Linked DNA regions of Homo sapiens: region 2 is linked to region 1. A link is a contact called in ENCODE Hi-C or POLR2A ChIA-PET data. All regions are on one chromosome and are shown on one strand. The core of a region is the stretch at or near the end of the contact, and the rest is flanking DNA. Distances in the headings are between cores, read along the strand shown. Region 1 overlaps UST (uronyl 2-sulfotransferase). Region 2 overlaps SASH1 (SAM and SH3 domain containing 1).

Region 1 (6,800 bases), core at 2,397-4,896:
TACAGGATACTTCTCTAACCCAAGGCCTGACATTTAAGTTCAACAATTGCCAATTTTCTCAGCTTGTTCTTTGCTTCCCTTTAACTCCCTCTTCATTTAGCACACATACACATATGAGTGTACACACACACTCATATCAGAACACAGCTGGGGGAGTATACAGATTCACTGATAACCTGACTTCCAATTGAAAGAAGCAATCAAACCTAGAAATACACAATTACTTCACTAGTATTTGGCAAGGGCTCTTCAACACCTGACAAGTTCCGGTAATTCATCCATCCCACTAATTACATATATGTACCCCTTCCTGCTTCTTCTCTTCTGCTTCCTGGAGATAGTCTTTAAATGACACATTTTTTGCACAGCCTGATTTCCTCTGTTTTGAATTTATCCACACTACTTTTTTTGTTCCTGCATTCACAAAATAAAAATAGCTGTGTGGAGGGAGTATGCTGGCGCTTACTCTCTGGGATAGCCAGCTGTTCTAGGATTGCACTAGTGATCCATAAGATACATCCTTTCAGAAATAATCACAATGCCAGGCATACACTGTGCCTGCTCCCAGAACTTCCCCCATTCATGACGAAACTACCACGTCCAGTAGTACGCCCACTTTCTTTTCTCAGTTCCCACTTCCCTCTCATTGACAGTCAGAGCAAGAGCAGTGAACCGCAGAAGCAGATCTTGTGTCTTCACTTGCTTGTTTCCCAAGCTCAGCCTCTCTGTGTTGCCTTGCTCTGTTAGCCTCCAGTAGGTGTTGCGGCAAGTGAGAGCCATACCATCTGGCATGGCCAATCACCCAGTTCCTTGAGCAGTTGAAGGCAAATGCTGATTTTACATTATTTCGTAGAAAGTTGTATTTTGTTTGGGGACCTTAAAAACCCTGACCTTGTCATCCAGCACAGAGCTTCCTGCTTTAACACAAAGGCTGTTTGACATGAATGCCTTCCCATTGGATAAACAGAACCGTCAGGCAGAGCCATGCGGCTGGATGGAGGGGGCACTAGGCCTGGGTGTGCAGGGTGACCCGACAATAAGTCAGTTGTCGGTGTTAAGTCATGTGAGCCTCCAAGGCTTCAGTGTCTTCATCTCTACAATGAAGGAGTTTCATTAGATCCATGATTCTCAGCTGTTTCCGTTCCTTAGGACCCTCATCCATAGCAGTGTTTCCATAGGGTCTTGACTGTCCCTATGGGAATACATCTCAGTGGCCAGGAGAGGGAGAAAGGGCATGGCATTGGAAGTCCTTTTAAAAAAGTCCCTGAGCTCACGCCTGTAATCCCAGCACTTTGGGAGGCCGAGGTGGGTGGATCACGAGGTCAGGAGATCGAGACCATCCTGGCTAACATGGTGAAACCCCGTCTCTACTAAAAAATACAAAAAAATTAGCCGGGCGTGGTCGCGGGCGCCTGTAGTCCCAGCTACTAGGGAGGCTGAGGCAGGAGAATGTCATGAACCCAGGAGGCGGAGCTTGCAGTGAGCCGAGATCGCACCACTGCACTCCAGCCCGGGCGACAGAGCGAGACTCCATCCCAAAATAAATAAATAAATAAAAATAAAAAAATAAAAGAATGCGGCGTACGCGGTGGTTCACGCCTGTAATCCCAGCTCCCTGGGAGGCCGAGGCGGACGGATCACAAGGTGAGGAGATCGAGACCGTCCTGGCTAACACGGTGAAACCCCGTCTGTACTAAAAATACAAAAAATTAGCCGGGCATGGTGGTGGGCGCTTGTAGCCCCAGCTACTCGGGAGGCTGAGGCAGGAGAATGGTGTGAACCCGGGAGGTGGAGCTTGCAGTGAGACAAGATCGCACCACTGTACTCCAGCCTGGGCGACAGAGCGAGACTCTGTCTCAAAAAAAAAAAAAAAAAAAAAAAAGTCCCTGAGGTAATTTTTCTGTGCACTCCCAGGGGAGAGTGTTTCTTTTCTCTTGAGAATCACTGAAGTAGATCGTTCTAAGATCTCTGCTGTTCTTCAAATCATGTGCTGAAAGAGACAAGAGGTCATATAATTGTAGCAACTGAAACAAATATAAGGCTATTTTCTTTGGACCCAAACACTTATTTTAAAAATTGCAGAAGTCAAGTGACCAAGGCAAGTAGAATACACAAAAACATTTTAGGCCATCGTTGTCATTTTCTGAGTCTTAATCATAGTTAAATTTTTTCTAAAATTAAAATCAGCAGTGCGTTTCCTCCACCTCCGCCAGAACTTGCTCTAGAAATTAGGGGAAGCAGAATGTCCCCAGGAAGTCCTAAGAGAGAAGAAGCAGAGTAAGACATGGGTTTCCAGAGTTTAGAGTCTCACTATGTGATAGGTGAAAGCTGTGTTGTTGATGAGGATTTGCACAGCCTCCTCCCGGTTGCCTGCTACTGACCATCCCATTTCACTGTGGGCAGCTCCAGTGGGTAAGAGGGTTCTTCACAGTGTGGTGAGCTACTCCTTTCTAGCCTCCATCCATTTTTTGCTGTTCTTCTGGAAGCTATATAGGCTTGTCTATTGGACTTTATAGTCTTCAAATAATTGAAGATACTAAAATGACTATTATGTCTACCCTGCTCTGCTACACACATAAATCTTGTCCAGACAAATAGGTCTGTTTACCAGTACTTTCTCATCAGAAGTCATTTGAAGACACAGAAAGTAAAAACCACAAAGAAAAAAAAAACTATATTAAAGTGAAAGCTCAACAGTAACACCCCATAACCATAGCAAAACAAAACAAAACAAAACAAAACAAAACAAAAAAAAACCACAAACATCTCCCCAGGAAATAGAACTAATATGCAGGTCTTTAAAAGTTCAGTTTATCAATGAGAAAAAGATAAACCAACTCACGAGATAAATGGGCAGAGTACAGGAGCAGTCACAGAAGAGGAGACACGGCTGGCCAGTAAGCACAAAGAGAAATGAAATGGTTTTGATTCCCTTACACATCTTAGCCCCCTTCCTCTGTCTACATGGCCCGTAAAAGCCACAGAACTGAACAGTTTTCCAGTTCCCTCAGTGAGCCTGCTTTGTGCAGTGGTATGTTACTGTCAGAAGGGATCCTCTTCGAAGCTGTGGTATTTGAGAATGACTGCTCCTCCCACCGCTTTTCTGAGGGTGTTAGCAGGAGTGCAACAGAGCCTTACTTCAAGGCCCCCAGCGGGCTGGCTGGAACCCTGCTTCAGCTCCTCCAAGCACGTGCGGCCAAGTTCTGGGAGCCACGTCGATGTGGGTTGATGGGTCCCCTGAGACGCCCTCTCTGCTCAGAACACAGCCAGTAAGCCATGGGCAGATCACAACAAACAGCACCCTGCCTTCTGCTCCGCCTCCCTCCATCTACCACACTGCCAAGTTCCTAAGAAGCTTAGGGGAGAAGGAACTGCTGTGGTGCTTAGAATGCAGTGTCTTGCCTGAAAGTATTTTCTCAGTCTTTGAGAAAACAGTGGAACTGACTCATCTGGTCAGAGCTTTACAGAAATGTGATTGCAGATCTCTTGCAATTTCATTCTGCTTTAGTGTCAGAATTCATCCGACAACGTGCCAAAAAAAAAAAAAGTGTGTAAAATCACATACAGATTTAGATACTTCAAGAGGAAGTTATTTTTACCACAGTGGGGAAGAAACCAGAAAGTGCCGATTGGTGGAGAATGCCCGGCAGGGCTGAGGAAGGAGGGTGGGCACCTGAGCAACCTGGGCCTGGCCACACTCACCCCTGCAGCCTTGCCAGCCTGGCCCGGGGATTGTGGTGTGGTCACCTCTTAGCAGGTGGAGGGAGGAGTTCCTGTGTGGAAGATCTGCTTGAAGGAGGAAATGTTGATATAACCCCCGAGTGTGGAGCCAACTTCAGCAGTGCGGGGTTAACATGGGTTACTCTTGAAAATGTGTTGCGTGCTCTCCCAACAGTCCATAGAAGCAGCTCTCTAACAGCTGCATGGGACACAAAAGTAAAAATGGAGAAACGATTCCAGAAAACCACATAAATATAAAAACCAAATGGCGCAGTGTCTTTATTTTGTTTTGGCAGATAACAGGATTGAGGCCACCTTGTTTTCTTTGCTCATGCATTTCCCAACTCAAAAGGCTGTTCTTGTTTGCTTGTAGAGCAGAGATCCAAGGCCTGAGAGACCCTGAAATGTTTGTAGTTATATTCTTCATTCGTGCTGCGAGATAAAGAGTTTTCCCAGAAACTAAAGGGAGGGAACAGGAAATATTTGTTAAGATCCATAACCTCTGGCTTTTGTCTCCTCTTTTCACCTGGGCAAAGGATATCAGTGATAATATTTTGGGTCTCATAAGATGATGAATTGTTCAAATGTATTTGGAGAATACTTTATTCAAGCATCTTTGTCTTTCTTTCCTATTCCTTGTGGCTGAAGAGAGGCATGTGCTTTTTATGCAAGGGTCTTGAAATGTATGCAGTTACCATGGTGGCACTCTGTCTCTGACCCAAACTCTGTCATAGAGTGTATGTTTAGCCATGTTTTCAGGGGTGCTTCCTAGCGTGGTCAGGAGAAACTGCTAGAGCTGAATTTGGTTGCTGGGCAGGCTTCTATCTTTTTTTTTTTTTTTTAATAGATGCAGGGAGTATAAGTGCATGCTTTTTACATGGGTATATTGCATAATGGTGAGGTTTGGGTTCCTAGTGTACCCATTACCCAAATAGTGAACACTGTACACAAAAGGTAATTTTTCAATCATCAAGCCTTTTCTCCCTCCCTGCTTTTGAGAGTCCCCATTGTCTGTTATTTCCCTCTGTATGTCCATGTGTACCCATTGTTTAGCTCTCACTTCTAAGTGAGAATGTGTGGTATTTGAGTTTTTGTTTCTGAGTTACTTCACTTAGGACAATGGTCTTCAGCTCCATTCCTGTTGCTGCAAAAGACATCTGTATATAGACCACATTTTCTTTATCCAGTCATCTGTTGATGGACAGTTAGTTTCATTCCCTGACTTTGCTGTTGTGAATAGTGCTATGATAAACATACAAGGGCAGGTGTTTATTTGATAGAATGATTCTTTTCCTTCCCGTAGATACCCAGTAGTGGGATTGCTGGGTCGAATGGTAGTTCGATTTTTAGTTCTTTGAGAAATCTCCATACTGTTTTCCACAGAGGTTGTACTAATTTACATTCCCACTAACAGTGTGTACATGTTCCCATTTCTCCCCATCCTTGCCAACATCTGTTGTTTTTTGACTTTTTAATACTAGTCATTCTGACTGGTGTGAGATGGTATCTCATTGTGGTTTTAATTTGCATTTCTCTGATAATTAGTGATACTGAGCATTTTCTCCTTTGTATTTTTGTGGGCTGCTTGTATATCTTCTTTTGAAAAATGTCTGTTCATGTCCTTTGCCCACTTTTTAATAGGGTTATTTGCTTTTTTCTTGTTGAGTTATTTGAGTTCCTTGTATAGATTCTGGATATTAGTCCTTTGTGGGATGCATTTTTGCAAATATTTTCTCCCTTTCTGCAAGTTGTTTGTTTACTCTGTTGATTCTTTCTTTGCTGTACAGAAGCTCTTTAGTTTAATTAAGTCCCTTTTGTTTATTTTTGTTTTTGTTGCATTGCTTAGCCATATATTCTTTGCCCAGGCCAATGTTCAGAAGAGTTTTTCCTAGGTTTTCTTCTAGGATTCTTATAGTTTCAGGTTTTACCTTTAAGTCTTTAATTCATCTTGAGTTAACTTTTTATATGGTAAGAAAAGGGGTCCAGTTTCATTCTTCTGCATATGGCTGTCCAATTTTTCCAGCACCACTTATTGAATAGGGTATCCTTTCCCCATCGTATATTTTTGCCAACTTTGTTTATGATCAGTTGGTTGTAGGTAAGCGGCTTTATTTCTGGGTTCTCTACTATCTTCTATTGCTCTATATGTCTGTTTTTGTACCAGTACCATGCTGTTTTGGTTACTATAGTCTTGTAGTATAATTTGAATTCAGATAATGCTATCCCTCCAGCTTTGTTCTTTTTGCTTAGGATTGCTTTGACTATTCAGGGTCTTTTTGGTTCCATATGAATTTTAGGATTGTTTTTTCTAATTCTGTGAAAATGACATCGGTAATTTGATAGGAATTGCATGTAATCTATATGTTACTTTGGATAGTATGGGCATTTTAATGATATTGATTCTTCCAATCCACATGCTTGGGATGCTTTTCCATTTGTTTGTGTCATCTACAGTTTTTTTAATCAATGTTTTATAATTCTTGTGGAGATTTTTCACCTCCTTGGTTAAATGCATTCCTAGGAGTTTTATTATTTTTTGTGGCTATTGTAAATGATATTGAGTTCTTGATTTGGCTCTCAGCTTGAACATTATTGGTGTATAGAAATGCTGATTTTTGTACATTGATTTTGTGTCCTGAAACTTTACTGAAGTAATTTATCAAATCTAGAAGTCTTTTGGAGGAGTCTTTAGGGTTTTCTAGGTATAAGATCATGTCATCAGCCAACAGAGATAATTTGACTTCCTCTTTTCTAATTTGGATGCCTTTTATTTCTTTCTCTTGCTATCAGGGGAACCCACCCCCGATAATTCAACGTGGGTTCTTTTCTATTTCCTTAAGTGTCGGCCGGTCTGAGAAATAAAGGGAAAGAGTACAAAAGAGAGAAATTTTAAAGCTGGGTGTCCGGAGGAGACATCACATGTCGGCAGGTTCCATGATGCCCCCTGAGCTGTAAAACCAGCAAGTTTTTATTAGCAGTTTTCAAAGGGGAGGGAGTGCATGAATAGGGTGTGGGTCACAGAGATCACATGCTTCAAGGGCAACAAAAGGTCACAAGGCAGAAGGTCAGGGCGAAACTAG
Region 2 (6,784 bases), core at 1,772-4,271, 240 kb before region 1:
AGAAAGCCTTTCAGTTCATACAGCACTTTCACGTAACTCTTTTATGAGGATAATGTTTACTGTTATCATCACAACAGCCTTGCCAGGGGTATTATGGAAAGATAGGTAGGCATTATTACAGATGAGGAAACAGAGGCTCAGAGCCAGGAAGTAATTGCCCAAGGTCATGGAGCTGTGAGTGGCAGAGCCGGGCTGGATGCAGAGCATACCCCTGAGTTCCTGGCATTAAGTCAGCCCACAGCCTACCTCTCTCCTCCTGCCAAAATCACCTTGCCTTTGGTAAGCCGGTCTCAGCTGAATAAGATAGATGATGGAGGCCTTCACGTGAAGCAAATCACAGCAAATGTGATGGAGTGAGCTCATCTTGATGGTCACTCTTCCAGTAGGGGAGTTGTACGCTCAAGTCAGAGAAGGATGGGAGAAGCGATGCTCCAAGTTCAAGCCATCCAGGTCAAGGTTGGGATTCCAAGCCACTGGTCAGGCTCAGACGGAAAAGCCCGCACTACAGGAGGCCTGCCCTCAGCACCGGCAGATGCAGCCTCCTGGGAAGCGTTTGCTACATTTCCCTCACAACCCCTTACCAGATGCTGACTTTCCTGAACCCGAGAATAGAGCTACATTCGTCATGGACATGCGTGCACCAGCTGGTTCCAGACTCAGATGTGACACCAAAGTATTGGAATCTCTGACAACAATCCTAAGCACAGAGCCCAGAAAATGTCCAAAGCAACTGCTGAGTGACAGATCCTTAGGATACGCAGGGTGGACTCACCTGACTTCCCTGAAACCCCTTAGGACTGTGGGTGGAGAAGGGCCTTTGTACATCTGCGTGGACACCTGGGCGGATGGTGAAGCCACAACCACGCTCGACTTCTTTAATAGAGAAGTCCATGGTTGGGCTGCCCCTGCCACAGGTTGTGCCTCTAGTCTTAGCCCAGTCGCTTCTTCTTGGAAGTGGAGGGTAGACTATAACTAGAAGAGGTTGCCATTTTTATTTCCAACAGCATAAGAACCCTTGGTCTCCACACCTTGTCAGTCAGGTGTCCTGAGGAAGGAGCGGGAAACTTCCAGGATATTGGTACCCTGCATCTGGGCTGGTGAATTTCTGTGAGAACCCCGAATCCTGCCTTTAAAGTCCCCCTGAAAGATCCCTGAACAACTCTTCAGGGGACTGTGGGCTAGGCAGAGTTTTACATCTTCTTTTCCACTTTCCAGCTTCCCCACCACCGTCTGCTGGGCATGAATGTAAAGTTGACCTTGGGTTGTATTTAATAGCAGCTGTTCTTTTTTGTTGTTGTTGTTAGATTTGTACCTATAAATCCCATCAATTGGGAAAGTAAGCCATTTTTAGAATTTTAAAGGATGGCTGCCGTTCTTTTCCCCTCTGAGTTTTGCTCTGAACTGAGCATAGCTCCCCTTTTTCTCTGACATTTAACCACACACTGGCGCCCTCGTCCCAGCTGGTATATTTAGTGCCATCCTTCTGTTCCAAGGAACTTTTCCTTTTTTCCTCTTCACAATTCAGCGGGTGGAAAGCTGCAGAGCTCAAAGTTTCCCTATAATTAAAGGGACACAGCCAGTTGGGATCGCTACACCCACAGTTTGACCTACTTCTTTTCTCACATCTGTTCACATAACACATGCGGAAAAGAACTTGGTTTTCCTGCCAAGTCCAAACCTTTCCACCGGGCTCTGGAGGGCTTGGCTTGCCACCTGGCTCCAGTGAGGGCTTCAAGAGCTGGAATCCCTGAGACCAGTGGGACCCTGGAGCTGCCTGCGTGTCAGGGCCCTTAAACGCCCTGGCTGCTCCTAGTGAGGCCTGAGTTGATGGGAGTATCTGGCCGGGATCACTGAGTTTCCTAACTTTTTGCATTTGGCCTGTCAGCTGGAGACGATGTGTCAGTCACATTTGCAAGATACAACGCTTTATAGTGTTTCTCCCCACCAAAACTTCCTTGGAGATTTAGTCACTCAAATGGCATATGTACCAATAAAACAATCACTGTCAGCCACATGACATTTATCACACTCCAACTATAAAAAGCGACCAGAGCCAACATAAAGGAGTGCCTTTCAGAAGGGGGAAAGATCCTGATTCCTAGTTTCAGAGGGTTGCATTTACAAACTGCAGAGGGCATTATCTCGAAATGCTAAGGCATATTGTGATTATGGCTAGCTTAGATTTTGCAAACGGCATTTTAAATACGCCTGTGAAGGTGTTAGGTCTACAAAGATATTTAAAGAAGAAGAAAACACATCTGAATCCTTTTAACATTAAGCTCATGTGAAACCATGTATTTGCACAGTGTATTTTCATTTTTCTGTACATATGTAAGTGGGAGCTGGGTTTATAAAGAGGGTCATGATACGGAGAAAGGTGGTGAATGTAAAGAAAGATGTATGCAAGAATGCAAAGGTGTGTTCACAAGAGACTCTGTTGGTTTCCCTCCAGGTGGGGAGGAGCACGTGTTTGAGAATTCGCCGGTCCTGGATGAACGGTCCGCCCTCTACTCTGGCGTGCACAAGAAGCCCCTTTTCTTTGATGGCTCTCCTGAGAAACCTCCCGAAGATGACTCAGACTCTCTCACCACGTCTCCATCCTCCAGCAGCCTGGACACCTGGGGGGCTGGCCGGAAGTTGGTCAAAACCTTCAGCAAAGGAGAGAGCCGGGGCCTGATTAAGCCCCCCAAGAAGATGGGGACATTCTTCTCCTACCCAGAAGAAGAAAAGGCCCAGAAAGTGTCCCGCTCCCTCACCGAGGGGGAGATGAAGAAGGGTCTCGGGTCCCTAAGCCACGGGGTAAGTACGGATGGTGTTTGCTTCTATGACAACCACCGTCGCAGGCACCACCTTCTGGTGTCCCTGGAGGAGTTTCAGAGTGTCCGGAAGCAAATCCGCTTGAAGAAAACGGATACTAATTATTCCTGTTCCAGAGCTTTTCTCTGCCAGCGTCCCTCCAGAAAAGGCGTCACCAGCACCACCTGTGACCTGCAGCTGCTCCGGCAGAAAGGCAAAGGGGGCGGGAGCTGCGGCTTCCCCGGCAGGAGGGTGCGCGGGCGCACCTCGGTCAGCGAGTTCAATATCACCTACGTGGTGGAGCGGAGCCTGTACAGCCACCTGAACCTGACCCAGCTAGTGCGGCCTGCCTCAGACAGGACCCTGAGCAAGGCTGAGAGACAGGACCTGAGGCGGTGCCTGCTGGAGGAGGATGAGGAGGCAAAGAGGAAGTGGGCCGCCACGGTCGACCGCTGTACTAAAAGGGTTCTCTTGAGAATCCACCAGAAGTCTGTGAGTCACAAAGATGGTCCTGAGGACGGCCTTGTCATTTCTGTGATGTGCAGTCAAGCATTATGGCCTTTCTTCTGCGGGGACCGGCTTCCTCCCCTCTCTCCTGCTCATGACGTCAGGGCACATCCCACCATCACCTTCAATTTCAAATCCTGCTTTCACTTCCAGGCAGCTTTCACCTTCTCTTCCATTTCTCCTCTTGTCAGATGAAGCTGTTTGAGTGCCCATTAAAATAAGCATTGAAGCTAATCCAGAGAGGGGCTTCCAGGGTACAGGGGTGGGGTTTGGCCGCCTCCAGGAGTGGCTGTCTTGATTCTCGGCCATTATGTCACTTGACCTCAAAGAAGCTGATTCAAAACAGAAGGGCATTTCACCCTTGAAAGAGATGCTTGCTCTTGGTTTTAAAATTAAAACAATAGGAGCAGGCTCATGGAAAAACTGCCGTCATCACAGTCACCAATTTGGTGATTTGAAAACATTTTAAAGCACATTTATTTTATTAGTAGAGGCAAGCAGAAAGTTCGTAAATCTAACAACAAAAATGGGAGCTTTTTTGTTTTACTTAAGTCTATTCCATGTTCTTATCTTTATAAACAAATCAACATTTGGAAATGCCTTCCCCTAGCCTATAGATTCTTCTGTACTCAGCAAGGAATAAAGTACTCACTTTCAAAGAGTAGGATGTTTTTCACTTTTAACGCTGGATGATCAGAGACCTAGTAAGATTTATTTTCAAGGCATGACTTACTTTGAACTTCAGAATATAGATATTTTTCCTTCTGAAATTCCCACCTAACTTTTAGTTTGCACAGTGGCACATATAAAATGGTGCAAAGTGAGGAAGTAGATTTCTTGGCCCTCTGTCACCTGGCACCTTGCTTGATCTGCTCAGGACAGTTGGCTGTGGGCCCTTTTAAAGACCTGAAAGAATAGAGTGTCCTTCAATAGTGGTTTTCCCAGGGGGCCTTCCCGTTCATGAACAGGATGTTCTTCCCCAGACGATCAGTGTAATTTAAATTCATTCAGTCGGGTTCTGCTTTTGTGAAAGTGAAGACGGATTGGTCAATGCCATTCTTAAAACGACCTTCTCTGTTGTAAAAGAATCCTTAGGTCCTTCCTAGCCCCTGGGTTTTCCACATATTTCCACATGTTGACTTTCCTTATTTTCTGTCCTTTCATATTCATGTAATTCTTGCAGCACTTTTAATACTACTAGTATGTAGCAGGAACTTTTCTTCTGGCTCTTTCTGTATCATGGCAACAGTTTTTCAATGGTTGAGTTTTTGTTTTAAAATAACAATTCTCTTTCTCACTCATTCAGCCTCTGGTTTGCTCTGACTCACAGATATTTTGAAAAATAACCAGTCTTAGTTTTATGTATTTATTTTTTACTTTCAGAAGTGTTCTACCCAATTCATCTGCTCTTGTATGTTTTGACATGACCTTGATAGAACAGACGCACTTCTTCTGTTAATTGATGACTCACCTCTGTGAGTTTACATCATGTAATACTGAGAAATTTCCCAATCTGAGCACCTTGAATTGTTGATGTGCCTCTCATGTTATTTACTGTCAGATTAATACTATAACTCCATGAGGGCCTTGTCTCTAGAAGTTATATTTCTGGGATTTGTGCTAGTTAGTGTTGTAGGCCAGTGATTAATTCTTCATTGACATTGAGTATGGACATTTGGGCAAGCTCATCTCCAGGCACCGCCCCCACCTAACGTGCTCCTGTGTAATCCCTATCCCAAGTATCAGTCTGAGGCTGAGTATTTTTAAAATACTGTGAGCTTGAGACACTAATGGACAGTTTGAACACTTGCAAAAATATGTGTTCAGTAGGAAGTTATATATTTGCATATTCCTTTTCTTGTAGTACAGTTGTACAATCAAACAAATTTAACTTTCTAATTATCCAGAGAATGTAAATAAGTGTTCTATCATCTTACAATAGAAAGAACTTTTTTAAAAAGGGATTAATCTTATTTCTTTGCTAGATTTATTTAAAAGGTTATTTTCCATTCTCCTTGTCATATTTCTTTCATTTTATCTAAAAGTTTCCTTTATTCTTCAACCTCAAGCTCTTTGTCTTTCGAAAATGCCATATTTGCTTGATGAAGCCTCAGGGAAATGATAATGCTTTGTATCCACTGGAAGTGGTCACTTGTCTCGTATTTTATTTGGTCATTCAATTTTTGTTTGAGAGAACAGACATGCATGACATTTTGCAATTTTGTCCATTTTTGAATTCAACCCCAAAACATGTGTTTCCAACTGCATGGCCATTCCATTGACTAGCCCTCCTCATCCCAAGCATCTATCTAAAGTGTTTTTATAATTTTCAGTACAGGAAGTGTGTGAACTAAAAAAACTTCATTTAGGCTTCATTTATTTAGGTCATCAACGTCAAGGGCTGGTTCATGTATTGATTTATTTTTTATGAGTCTCTTTACAGTCCATTTTCTCTTTTGAAGGAATGCTGTTTAAAGAACTACTTGATCTTATAGAAAAAGTTAGAAATTAATTCAAGCAATCTTTATTGTTATATTCTTTGTCACTCCTCCACTGTAAAAAAGAATCAATTCCAGATATCTTAGCCTATCACTGAAAGAGGTTTTAGTTGGTAGTTAAGAAAACTGGTCCATTCTTTCAGTTTTTCATTTTAGAAATAAATGCATACAATAGGCATGTGAAAACTTAAATGAGATTCTAATTTATTGCAGTCATAATTTCCACATAAATTCTTTGTCACTTATTTCATATGTATCAGAAATAACTTGGGCTCCAACATTGCAGTAGATGCTGTGGTTTAAAGCAGGGACGTGCAAAAGCCATACAATGATGAGGCATCTGGGTGCCATACCATGTCTGTGAAGCCCTGAGTCACGGGAAAGGAACTAGAATAAAATCACTGCTTTTGCAAGAAGGAGGAAATGTACATGGCATTATAAGCTGGAAAGAGAAGGTTAATGTTAAAAATTAGCCTTGAGAGGTGGTCATAACATTGCTTACCCAGTTAGGTGATTTGGTGAATATATTTGTGTAGAAAGGTTTTTCTCTTTCTATAGAATAGATATAGGTCCAGTTAAGCTGACGATAAGAGAAATCAGATTGCCCATTGATATTTAATACAGAATTAGGATAATGTCTATTAGAAAACAAGTCGGTAGTAGCAGCAGCAGCAGCAGCATCGGTGAATAAGAACAGCTCTGAGACCTCCTGATGTCAGTTGTCACGAAATGCTTTCCTTATCTCCTGGCCCTCTCCAGACCCCAATGGCCGTCTCTCACTTTGTGGCCCATTCCTGGTATGCTCTGATTTTATAGTTGAACTCCCAGATTAGATTGTAAGGCCCAGAACAAAGCTCCAGCCCTGTATTTGCATATTTGTAATGTTAACTAAGCCTCAACTTCAGTATAACAGCTGTCAGGATGACTACCACATTCTCAGTACAGCCTTAATGAAAAGTAGTGGAAGAAACCAGCATTCATAG

The links. A loop is a pair of places that touch in the nucleus more often than their neighbours do. ChIA-PET counts read pairs that join two places held with the same protein, here RNA polymerase II (POLR2A). Pooled maps may share reads with other maps.
Region 2: a loop to region 1 is called in a map with no recorded cell type, with 11 times the contacts of the local background. The contact joins two enhancer-like sites. A Hi-C loop is called at or near these places in 11 of 37 single-sample maps with no recorded cell type and 5 of 50 pooled maps. POLR2A ChIA-PET finds 5 or more read pairs at or near these places in 4 of 52 experiments (AG04450, B cell, BJ and 1 more).

Annotation. Positions count from the first base shown.
Region 1 is chr6:148,757,990-148,764,789 of GRCh38, forward strand. All of the region lies in intron 1 of UST (uronyl 2-sulfotransferase), which reads left to right. It overlaps LOC107986659 (a long non-coding RNA gene), which reads right to left. Exons shown (of 2, transcript XR_001744408.2): 1 at 2,843-6,800; 2 at 1-1,990. Among named protein-coding and RNA genes, the nearest start is that of UST, 14 kb to the left of the region's middle. RefSeq lists enhancers at 2,729-3,479, 3,733-3,872. Within about 2 kb of position 3,647, at least 32 of the 41 ENCODE cell types and tissues checked have a DNase peak (open chromatin) inside an H3K27ac peak, as active enhancers do.
Region 2 is chr6:148,517,095-148,523,878 of GRCh38, forward strand. SASH1 (SAM and SH3 domain containing 1) reads left to right here. Exons shown (of 20, transcript NM_015278.5): 10 at 2,453-2,799. Among named protein-coding and RNA genes, the nearest start is that of SASH1, 180 kb to the left of the region's middle. RefSeq lists enhancers at 1-233, 3,045-3,584, 3,261-3,310. Within about 2 kb of position 3,022, at least 6 of the 41 ENCODE cell types and tissues checked have a DNase peak (open chromatin) inside an H3K27ac peak, as active enhancers do.